Linked DNA regions of Homo sapiens: region 2 is linked to region 1. Evidence: chromatin loops called from intact Hi-C (ENCODE). Cell type or tissue: B cell. All regions are shown on one strand. Each heading gives the region's core, and the rest is flanking DNA. Links, peaks and the distances in the headings are about the cores only.

Evidence for each region. A loop is a pair of places that touch in the nucleus more often than their neighbours do. Peaks named below come from ENCODE experiments on the same cell type or tissue, not always from the same donor. Only the 100,000 strongest peaks of a DNase experiment are listed, where the experiment ranks them.
Region 2: it touches region 1 in a loop (10-fold over the local background); 30 of 110 quality-filtered maps call a loop at or near these places.

The regions. Positions count from the first base shown.
Region 1 is chr12:121,107,947-121,113,318 of GRCh38, reverse strand. It overlaps LOC105370031 (a long non-coding RNA gene), which reads left to right and starts at 4,397. Exons shown (of 4, transcript XR_945458.2): 1 at 4,397-5,372. LOC105370030 (a long non-coding RNA gene) reads right to left here and starts at 1,364. Exons shown (of 3, transcript XR_007063494.1): 1 at 1,265-1,364. In B cell, for the core only: CTCF peaks have their summits at 2,577 and 2,780 (motif pointing right); a DNase peak (open chromatin) is centred at 2,818.
Region 2 is chr12:121,221,054-121,226,425 of GRCh38, reverse strand. P2RX4 (purinergic receptor P2X 4) reads right to left here. Exons shown (of 12, transcript NM_002560.3): 3 at 4,442-4,513; 4 at 4,260-4,332; 5 at 3,383-3,479. Among named protein-coding and RNA genes, the nearest start is that of P2RX4, 14 kb to the right of the region's middle. RefSeq lists an enhancer at 2,529-3,029. In B cell, for the core only: CTCF peaks have their summits at 2,163 and 2,513; DNase peaks (open chromatin) are centred at 2,795 and 3,385; H3K27ac peaks cover 1,416 bases.

The sequences.
Region 1 (5,372 bases), core at 293-5,292:
TATGTGGCCTTTTGTGACTAGCTCCTTTCACAAGAATCTCACCTTGTTTTCAAGGTTCATTCATGTGGTAGCATGTGCCTTTCATTCTTTTTTATGGCTGAGTAAAATTGAATCACATGGATAGACCACATTTTGTTAATCCATTCGTCTGTTTAGGGACATCTGGGTTGTCTCCATCTTTGGCTACTGTGAATAGTGCTGTTGTGAACATTTAGGTTACAAGTATCTGTTTGAGGCCAGGCATGGTGGCTCACGCCAGCAGTCCTAGCACTTTGGGAGGCCGAGGCGGGTGGATCACTCGAGATCAGGAGTTCGAGACCAGCCTGGCCAACACGGTGAAACCCCATCTCTACTAAAAATAAAAAATAAAAATAAAAATGGTATCTGCTTGAGTCCCCATTTTCAATTCTTTGGGGTAAAAACCTAAAAGTGGAACTGCTGGGTATATGGTAATTCTATGTTTAACTTTTTTAGGAATGGCCAGTTTCCCACAGCAGCAGCACCATTTTACACTCCTATCAGTAATATACAAAGCTTCCAATTTCTTCATCTCCTCACCAATACTTGTTATTTTCCATTTTTAAAATAACAGTCATCCTAGTGATAGGAAGTCGTGTGTCCTGTGGTTTTGATCTGTGTTTCCCTAATACATATCATTACGTGGTGAGCATCTTTTCATGTGCCCATTGGCCGTGTATATATATCTTCTTAGATAGTCCTTTGCTCACTTTTGACGTTGGTCATTTGTCTTTTTGTTACTGAGTTAAAAGCATGGAGCTAACTTATTTTTATTTATTTTTATTTTTTTATGTTTTTTGAGACAGAGTCTCATTCTGTCGCCCAGGCTGGAGTGCAGTGGCGCAATCTCGGCTCACTGCAACCTCCGCCTCCCAGGTTCAAGTGATTCTCCTGCCTCAGCCTCTCAAAGTGCTAGGATTACAGGTGTGAGCCATGACGCCCAGCCTGAACTTTTAAATAGGGTGATCAGAAAAGACCTCCCTAAGATGATGACTTTTTTTTTTTTTTTTTTTTTAAGATGGAGTCTCACACTGTTGCCCAGGCTGGAGTGCAGTGGCGCGATCTCGGCTCACTGCAAGCTCCGCCTTCCGGGTTCACGCCATTCTCCTGCCTCAGCTTCCTGAGTAGCTGGGACTACAGGTGCCTGCCACCATGCCCAGCTAATTTTTTGTATTTTTAGTAGAAACTGGGTTTCACCATGTTAGCCAGGATGGTCTACGATCTCCCGACCTCGTGATCCACCCACCTTGGCCTACCCAAAGTGCTGAGATTACAGGGTGAGCCACCGCGCCCGGCCAGATGATGACTTTTAAGTGAAGACCTTAAGAAGGTGATGGGGGATGCCAAGGTGATATCTGAGAAGAGCATTCCAGGCAGAGAGGATGTCACATGCAAAGGCCCTGAGGTAAGTCACTTTCATTTGTCTGCAACTCGGTTTTCCTGTCTGCAAATGGGGAGGAATAAAACCATGAAGCATCACGTCAAATGCTGGCAAATTATCAACACCTGGGTTCCCCACAACTCTTGCTCTTAAGCAAGATACTTAATGTCTCAGAGCTTCCATTTGCTCACCTGTAAAATGGTGATAATAATAATTGTACCGACCTCACAGTGTTATCAGATTAAAAGAAATATGATTTGCCAGGGCTTGGCACACAGTAGTGTTCAGAAATGCAGGGTTTGAACCCAGACCAGGAGGACTTCCAGTCCTGAGGGGCGATCACAGCTCACTGCAGCCTTGACCTCCCAGGCTCAGGTGATCCTCCCACCTCAGCCTCTCAAGTAGCTGGGACTACAGGCATGTGCCACCATGCCCAGCTAATTTTTGTATGTTTTGTAGAGATGGGTTTCACCATGTTGCCTAGGCTGGTCTCAAACTCTTAGGCTCAAGTGATGTGCCTGCCTTGGCCTCCCAAAGTGCTAGGATTACAGGTGTGAGCCACTGTGCCTGGCTCCCCTCCCTCCCTCCCTCCCTTCCTTCCTTCCCTTCTTTTTTTTGAGTTAGAGTCTCACTCTGTCCCCCAGGCTGGAGTGCAGTGGCACAATCATGGCTTACTACAGCCTTGAACTCCTGGGTTCAAGCCATCCTCCTGCCTCAGTCTCCCAAGTTGGGATTACGGGCACGAGCCACTGCACCTGGCTCAGTTCCCCTCATTTCTATGGGAGAGTCTGAAGGGTTTCATAGTGTGGGGGCCTGTGGTCCATCCTGACTGCTACCCTGTACACACACATGTGTCTGCCCAACAAATACCATTCGGGGAAATAACAAAACACAAGATCTATCTTTTTCAACACAAGTTACCATGGTGTTTTGCTTTGTCTTGTTTTTTGGTGGCAAATAGATTGTGGGCCTTGGGGTCTCAAGTGAGTGTTCAGATCCCAGCTTCCGTGCTTTACTGGTTGTTGGACCTCCGGCAGCACCCAAGAGGACTTTGGGCCTTATGGGGCCACACAGATGGTTATCCTGGTATGAAGAAAAGGACAAGAAACCCGAGCAGTTTGGGTGGCAAGGGAAGAACAGGAGAGAGAAATTCCAATCAGCCTATTTAAAATGCCGTGCAGAGCCTAGTGAGAGTGAAACGACAATCCACTAGTTTCCAGCCCTTATTTTTCTCCCTCTAGAAAGAACTAGGAATTAGGAATCTCAGATTCGAGCCATCACTTTGTCCAAAGCTAACTCTGTGCCCTTGAGCAAATCCCTTCCACTCTCTGCCTCAGTTTCCCAGGAATCCCTTTGTAAAGACCTTTTCCTCTCTGTAACCATGGTGGTGCTGCTACTGACCAGCAGAGGGCAGTGTTGCACCAACATTCTCTATGGCTCTGCATTGCTTTTGCCTGACCTTGGACGGGAACATTGAAATCATTAATTAGTGGTCAGTGTCATCATCTTTTTCAAAAGGCCTTATTTTATCCTCAGTGCATAGTCAGAACAAGGTCTTGCCACAGTGTACAGATGAGGAAGCAGAGCCTCAGAAACATAAGAAACTTAATTACTGGTAATTTTGGTCACACCACGTCCTAAATTTAGACTCTCAGAATGGTATGAACCCATTGCTGTGTGTCTGAGCAGCAAAGCATTGATAATCCATTACCTGCTTTATGCATCATGAAGCACTTTCTGATCCTCAATATCAGACAATTCTCATCTTATTCTCCTCCAGTTTGTAAATGAGCAAACTGTGGCTTCTAGAGGCTATATCATTTGACTTACAGCTTTTTTTTTTTTAGAGAGGCCCAGGCTGGCCTCGAACTCCTGGCTTCAGGTGATCCTCCCACCTCAGCCTCCCAAGTAGCTGGGATTACAGGTGTGAGCCATTGCACCTGGCACCAGCATATTCACAATCAGTTCCATCTTAGAGACTGTTTGGTGGACTCCCAAAAATATTAGTTTAAAAATGACAGAGCCTGGCGTTTTGCAATTTTTATGTGATGAAATGTACTGAGTTCTCATATAAATATTGCTCCTTGTTTTGCAAAAGGAATTAGGCCCCTTTCCCTGTCTCAGCAGCTGCACCGGTTATTAGCAATCCCCTAGGGAACTGGAATAGCTTTAGATCAACAGTGGTTCTCAAAAGGGACTATCAAATGACACACCTGTCCCCAGCTCCAGATTCCGATATCCACACCCCAAACATCCAATCACTGTTTCTCATAGTCTTTTGATGTTTTTTGTTTTTGTTGTTTTTGGTTTTTGGTATTTTTTTGAGACAAAGTCTCGCTCCGTCGCCTGGGCTGGAGTACAGTGGTGCCATCTCGGCTCACTGCAACCTCCACCTCCCAGGTTCAAGCTATCCTCCTGCCTCAACTTCCCACCATGCCTAGATAACTTTTGTAATTTTAATAGAGATAGGGTTTCACCATGTAGGCCAGTCTGGTCTCAAAGTCTTTTTTTTTTTTTTTTTTTTTTTTTTTTTTGTCAGAGTCTCGCTTTGTTTACCGAGCCAGAGTGCAGTGGTATGATCTCGGCTCACTGCAACCTCCACCTACCAGGTTCAAGCAATTCTCTGGCCTCAGCCTCCTGAGTAGCTGGGATAACAGGTGCACACCACCTTGCCTGGCTAATTTTCGTATTTTTAATATAGTTGGGGTTTTACCATGTTGGCTAGGCTGGTCTCGAACTCCTGACCTCAAGTGATCCACCCACCTCACCCTCCCAAAGTGCTGGGATTACAGGCGTGAGCCACCAGGCCCAGCCTAATTTTTTGTATTTTTAGTAGAGACAGGGTTTTGCCATGTTGGCCAGGCTGGTCTCAGACTCTTATCCTCAAGTGATCCAGCTGCCTCAGCCTCCCAAAGTGTGGGGATTACAGGTGTGAGCCACCGCACCCGGCCTTCTGCTTGATCAATTCTGCTATTAAGACTCTGATGCATTCTTCAGTATGTCAATTTCATTTTCAACTCTAGAATTTCCTCTTGATTCTTTTTAATTATTTCTATTTCCTTGTTACATTCATCTGATAGGAAATCTGAATTCCTTCTCTGTGTCATCTTGAATTGCTTTGAGTTTCCTCAATACAGCTCTTTCAAATTGTCTGCCTGAAAGGTTGCCTATTTTTGTTTCTCCGTGATTGGTCCCTGGTGCCTTATTCAGTTTGGTGAGGTCATGTTTTCCTGCGTGGTGTTGATGCTTATGGATATTCATCAGTGTCTGAGCAGTGAAGAGTTAGGCATTTATTGTAGTCTTCACAGTCTGGGCTTATTTGTGCCTGTGATTCTTGGGAAGGCTTTTCAGGTATTCAAAGGGACTTGAACCCCGAACCCAATAAAACTGTAGTTCTGCGGACTCGTAAAGGTACCACCTTAGTGGTCTTGGAGAAGATCCAGAAGAATTCTCTGCATTACCAGGCAGAGATTCTTGTTCTTTTCCCTTGCTTTCTTCCAAACAAATGGAGTCTCTCTCTCTCTCTCTCCAAGCTAGGCCTCTTGGAACTGGGGGTGGAAGGACACAAGAACCCCTGTGGCCATCACCACTGGGACTGCACTGGTTCAGACCTGAAGCAGCCCAGCACTGGGTCTCACCTAAGGTCTGCTAGAACTGCTACCTGGCCATCACCTGAATTCACTCAAGGGCCTGGGACTCTACAATCAGCAGGTGGCAAAACCAGCCAGGGTGTTGTCCCTCCCTTCAGGGCAGTGAGTTCCCTGGGAAGGTCCAGAGATGCTGTCTGGGAGCCAGGGATTGATAAACCTTAGAATTCTATTCTAAGATAGAATAGAATTCTATAGATGTATCATTCCACTGCAGGTAAGCTGGCACTCAAACCACAAGACAAAGTCCTTCCCACTCTTCACTCCCCTTTCCTCAGTCAGAGGAACCTCTCCTTGTGGCCACCACTTCCACCAGCCTGCAAGGA
Region 2 (5,372 bases), core at 60-5,059, 110 kb before region 1:
ATTACAGGTGCGCACCACCACGCCTGGCTAATTTTTATATTTTTAGTAGAGAGGGGGTTTCACCATGTTGGCCAGGCTGGTTTTGAACTCCTGGCCTCAAGTGATCCACCCGTCTCTGCCTCCCAAAGTGCTGGGATTATAGGCATGAGCCACTGTGCCTGGCCAATGTTATTTCTTATATCAGTGTGCACTTAAAAATCATTTTACACCGCATTAGATCTGCAACAGTGATGTCCAATAAAAGTATATTGTGAGGCCAGGTGTGGTGGCTCACGCTGTAATCCCAGCACTTTGGGAGGCTAAGGCAGGTGGGTTGCTTGAGCCCAGGAGTTCAAGACCAGCCTGGGCAACATGGTGAGACCCTGTCTCTACAAAAAATAAGTTGGCTGGGCATGGTGGTGCGCCCCTGTGGTCCCAGCTACACAGGAGGATGAGGCGGGAAGATCACTTGAGTCCAGGAGTTCGAAGCTGCAGTGAGCCATGATCGTTATCACTGCACTGGGTGACAGAGCAAGATCCTGTGTCAAAAAAAAAGTATCTTATGAGACACAACTACAAGCCACACTCCAACTTAAAGTTTCCTAATAGCCACACTACAAAGTAAAAGAAACAAGTAAAATTTTATACAGTAACCCAAAATATTACTTCAACATGTAACCAACATACAAAAATCAATGAGATATTATACATTCTTTTTTTCATAATAAATATTCAGGGCCGGGCGTGGTGACTCACGCGTGCAATCCCAGCACTTTGGGAGGCCAAGGCAGGTGGATCACGAGGTCAGGAGATCGAGACCATCCTGGCTAACACAGTGAAACCCCCTCTCTACTAAAAATACAAAAAAATTAGCTGGGTGTGGTGGTGGGCGCCTGTAGTCCCAGCTACTGGGGAGGCTGAGGCAGGAGAATGGCGTGAGCGCAGGAGGCGGAGCTTGCAGTGAACAGAGATGGCGCCACTGCACTCCAGCCTGGGCGACAGAGCGAGACTCCATCTCAAATAAATAAATAAATACAAATAAATAAAAAATAAATAAATAATAAACAGAATCGGGCTGGGTGCAGTGGCTCACACCTATAATCCCAGCACTTTGGGAGGCTGAGGCAGGTGGATAACCTGAGGTCAGGAGTTCGAGACCAGCCTGGCCAACATGGTGAAACCTGCATCTCTACTAAAAATACAAAAATTAGCAAGGTGTGGTGGGGGGTGCCTATAATCCCAGCTACTCAGGAGGCTGAGGCAGGAGAATCACTTGAACCCGGGAGGCAGAGGTTGTGGTGAGCCAAGATCACGCCACTGTACTCCAGCCTGGGCGACAGAGCGAGACTTCGTCTCAAAAAAAAAAAAAAAAAATCCAATTTGATGATAAGTGCACTTCCTATGGACAGCCCATCTCCTTTCGGACCCAGCCATATTTCAATTTTCAATAGCCACGCGTGGCCAGAGTCTCCTGTGTTGGAGAGCACAGCTCTGTGAGATCCTCTCCAGCTCTAAGATGCTAGGATTCCTTTTCTTTTTCTATCTCCTTCCTTTGCCTTAGCAATCTCTAAATCTGCAGTTCTCAGCCTTTCCTTCTGTCTCAACACACCCAGGATGAGGTTCAGTGGCTTCCTGCTCCCCGGGGCTCATGGAGACCTCGGTCTGAGCTCTCGGTGAGAAAGGCCCTAGGCTGCACGCACTTCTCAGAGCGCTGCCCGGACTCCACCCCATGAAGCACAGCCAATTACAACCACGAAGAATGTTATTCTAGAGCAACCTTGAACCTGGCTAGTTTAGTTGATTTTTAAATTTTTATTTATTTATTTTTTTAAATTTTTATTTTTTGAGACAGAGTCTCTCTCTGTCGCCCAAGCTAGAGTGCAGAAGAGCGATCTCAGCTCACTGCAACCTCCACTTCCCGGGTTCAAGCAATTCTCCTACCTCAGCCTCCCAAGTAGCTGGGATTACAGACAAGCGCCACCCTAACCCTAATTTTTGTATTTTTAGTGGAGACGGGGTTTCTCCATGTTGGCCAGGCTGGTCTTGAACTCCTGGCCTCAGATGATCCGACTGCCTCAGCCTCCCAAAGTGTTAGGATTACAGCATGAGCCACCGCGCCAGGATGAACCTGTCTAGTTTAGTTTAAAATACACTGTAGCAAACATCCGTTGTTTTCTTCCCAGCATCTGCTCCCAGCTTTTCTGGTAACAGAACCCCAAATGTCCTTTGGAAGCCATATCTCCCCAATGCTTGCCTATGTCACTTGGGTGGGTCTGACTCTAGCCCCAGCTGCAGAGGTGGGCATGTGACCCAGGCCCAAGCTGATAAGCAAAACCCATTCCCCAGCCACAGAGATGGGTTGAGAGATATGGCCATTGATACGATGATGGACAGGTCTAGAATCTCCAGGGACAGCTGGAAAGGGAGACTCAGACTTGGGGGGCTGTAAGTGCAGCGCTGCCTCCCGGGCTATGCTGTGGGTCCTGCGAGTGAAGCTGGCACGGCGGGATGCAGAGCCAGGAAGGGAGACTAGGGTGTTGTCCTTTGTCTCTCACTCTGTCGCCCAGGCAGGAGTGCAGTGGCCTCTGTCGCCCAGGAGGGAGTGCAGTGGCACCATCTCAGCTCAGCAACCTCCTCCTCCCAGGTTCAAGAGATTCTTCTGCCTCAGCCTGGCACGAGATTCTCCTGGCCACGCTGGATCTTTTTGGTCAGCCGGACAATACACTGCCCCCCCGCTGTGCACGCATGTGTATGTGTGTATGTGTTTGTGCACATGTGCTTAAGGCACTGAGAACTGTTTCCTGTCAGTTATTTGCAACTGACAGAGTCCTAACATACAAGGAAGTCAGTCACCTGCACCCTTCTCGTGAGTGACAGACTACTTGTGGCCCATCTTGCCACTGATGGTCGCTGCCTTGTGGTTGAGAGCAGCCATCCTAGGGCAGCCTGACTTCATACAGACACCAGAAACACACAAAAAGCCACAACACACAGGTGTAACTCCTTGACCACCTCTGTTCAAGGCTGACACGCAGAGTTGAAGGTGCTTCCGGCTGGGTGTGGTGGCTTCTGGCTGGGTGTGGTGGCTCCCGCCTGTAATCCTAGCACTTTGGGAGGCCAAGGCAGGTGGATCACTTGAGGTCAGGAGTTGGAGACCAGCGTGGCCAACATGGCAAAACCCCGTCTCTACTAAAAATACAAAAAATTAGTTGGGCGTGGTGGTGGGTGCCTATAATCTCAGCTACTCGGGAGGCTGAGGCACAGAAAATCACTTGAACACGGGAGGTGGAGGTTGTGGTGAGCCAAGATCGCACCACTGCACTCCAACCTGGGATACAGAGTGAAACTGTGTCTAAAACAAAACAAAACAAAAAGGCACTTCCTTCCCTAGGGCTGGACTCACTGTGGCACGTGTGTGTCATCCTCCACCGGGCACCAGGCCGCCACCTCACACGTCTTGACAGACCCGTTGAAAGCTACGCACCTGCCTGTTGAGACTCCTACAAGCACAAGGGTGGCAGGGGGGTCCCATGTCCACAGGGGTCTCCTATTTTCTACCTTTTTGGAGTAGGGAGTGAGAGCCCCATCCAGCCTCCCATGCAGCCAGTCTTGAGCTGTGCAAATCTGGGATTTAGACAGTGTCACTGTCCAGGAGTTAGAATCGGAGGAAGACAGTTACCTGTGTGCCAGCCACATCTCAGCCAGGGTGATGCCAAGCTAAAGAATGGGACAAGAGGCCAGGCACAGTGGGTCATGCCTGTAATCCTAGCACTTTGGGAGGCTGAGGCGGGTGGATCACCTGAGGTCAGGAGTTCGAGACCAGCCTGGCCAACATGGTAAAACCCATCTCTACCAAAAGTACAAAAATTAGCTGGGCGTGGTGGTGCATGCCTGTAATCCCAGCTACTCGGGAGGCTGAGGCAGGAGAATTGTTTGAAACTGGGAGGTGGAGGTTGCAGTGAGCCGAGATCATGCCATTGCACTCCAGTTTGGGTGACAGAGCGAGACTCTGGCTCAAAAAAACAAAAAAACAAAACAAAAAAAAAAACAAGAAAAAACAACAACAACAACAAAAAAAAAAACAGTAGGGCAAGAGCTGGGATGGCTTGTGGGGCTCCAATGACAGCAGTGAATGTAGAGGGGCTCCAGGACCCCAGCCTCGGCACCTGGCTCACCCAGGGTCATGTGAAGGAATTGGGAAGATTTCTCTATCAGAGACGCTCCACAGTGGGGGCGATCTGCTCAGGGGCCGCCCTCCCCAGGAGGCCACAAGCTCGTACCGTTGCTGTGGGTGCCGGCAGAGCCGGCAGTACAGCTGGCATCTGATTTACACACAGTGGTCGCATCTGGAATCTGGAAAAAGAAGGAGCGAAAAGAAAGTCCACGTGGCCCGGCCCCACACACAGGTGGACAGGCGTGGAGAGGGGTGTGGGGCCTGGGGCTCTTCCCGGGGGCCTCCTACCTCGGGGCACAGGCCCTGTGTCTGGTTCATGGTGAGGATCACGTTGGTCATGACGAAGAGGGAGTTTTCCTCCTGCAGAGGGGAGACAGCACGGGCAAGCCACGCTCAGAGGACTCACGGAGAGCCAAGAAAGGCAGACGCTGACTGAAGAGGACAACTCAAACACTGACCGCGTGCTCTCCCGCTCTCTCCCATCAAAGTTTATAACCCAATGGAAAACAGTGACTCAAACAAGTCCTTGTACATAAATATTCAGAGCAACACTTTTCACAAGAGCCAAAAGGTGGAAACAGGTCGGGCGCGGTGGCTCAAGCCTGTAATCCCAGCACTTTGGGAGGCTGAGGCGGGCGGATCACGAGGTCAGGAGTTCAAGACCAGCCTGGTCAACACAGTGAAACCCCCGTCTCTACTAAAAATACAAAAATTAGCCGGGTGTGATGGCGGGCACCTGTAGTCCCAGCTACTTGGGAGGCTGAGGCAGGAGAATTGCTTGAACCCGGGAGTCGGAGGTTGCAGCGAGCCGACATCGCGCCACTGCACTCCAGCCTGGATGACACGAGACTCTGTCTCAAAAAAAAAAAAAAAATGGTGGAAACAGCCCAAATGTCTGTCCTAGTCTAGTCACATGATGGAATGTGATTCAGCCATGAATAAAAAGGAATGAAGGGTCCAGGCATGGTGGCTCACACCTGTAATTCCAGCACTTTGGGAGGCTGAGGCAGGAGGATCACCTGAGGTCAAGAATTCCAGATTAGCCTGGCCAACATGGTGAAACTTTGTACTAAAAACACACACACACACACACACACACACACACAAACACACACAGACACACGCACACACAAAAGGAGCCGGGTGTGGTGGCGGGCACCTGTAATCCCAGCTACTCAGGGGGCTGAGCCAGGAGAATCACTGGAACCTGGGAGGTGGA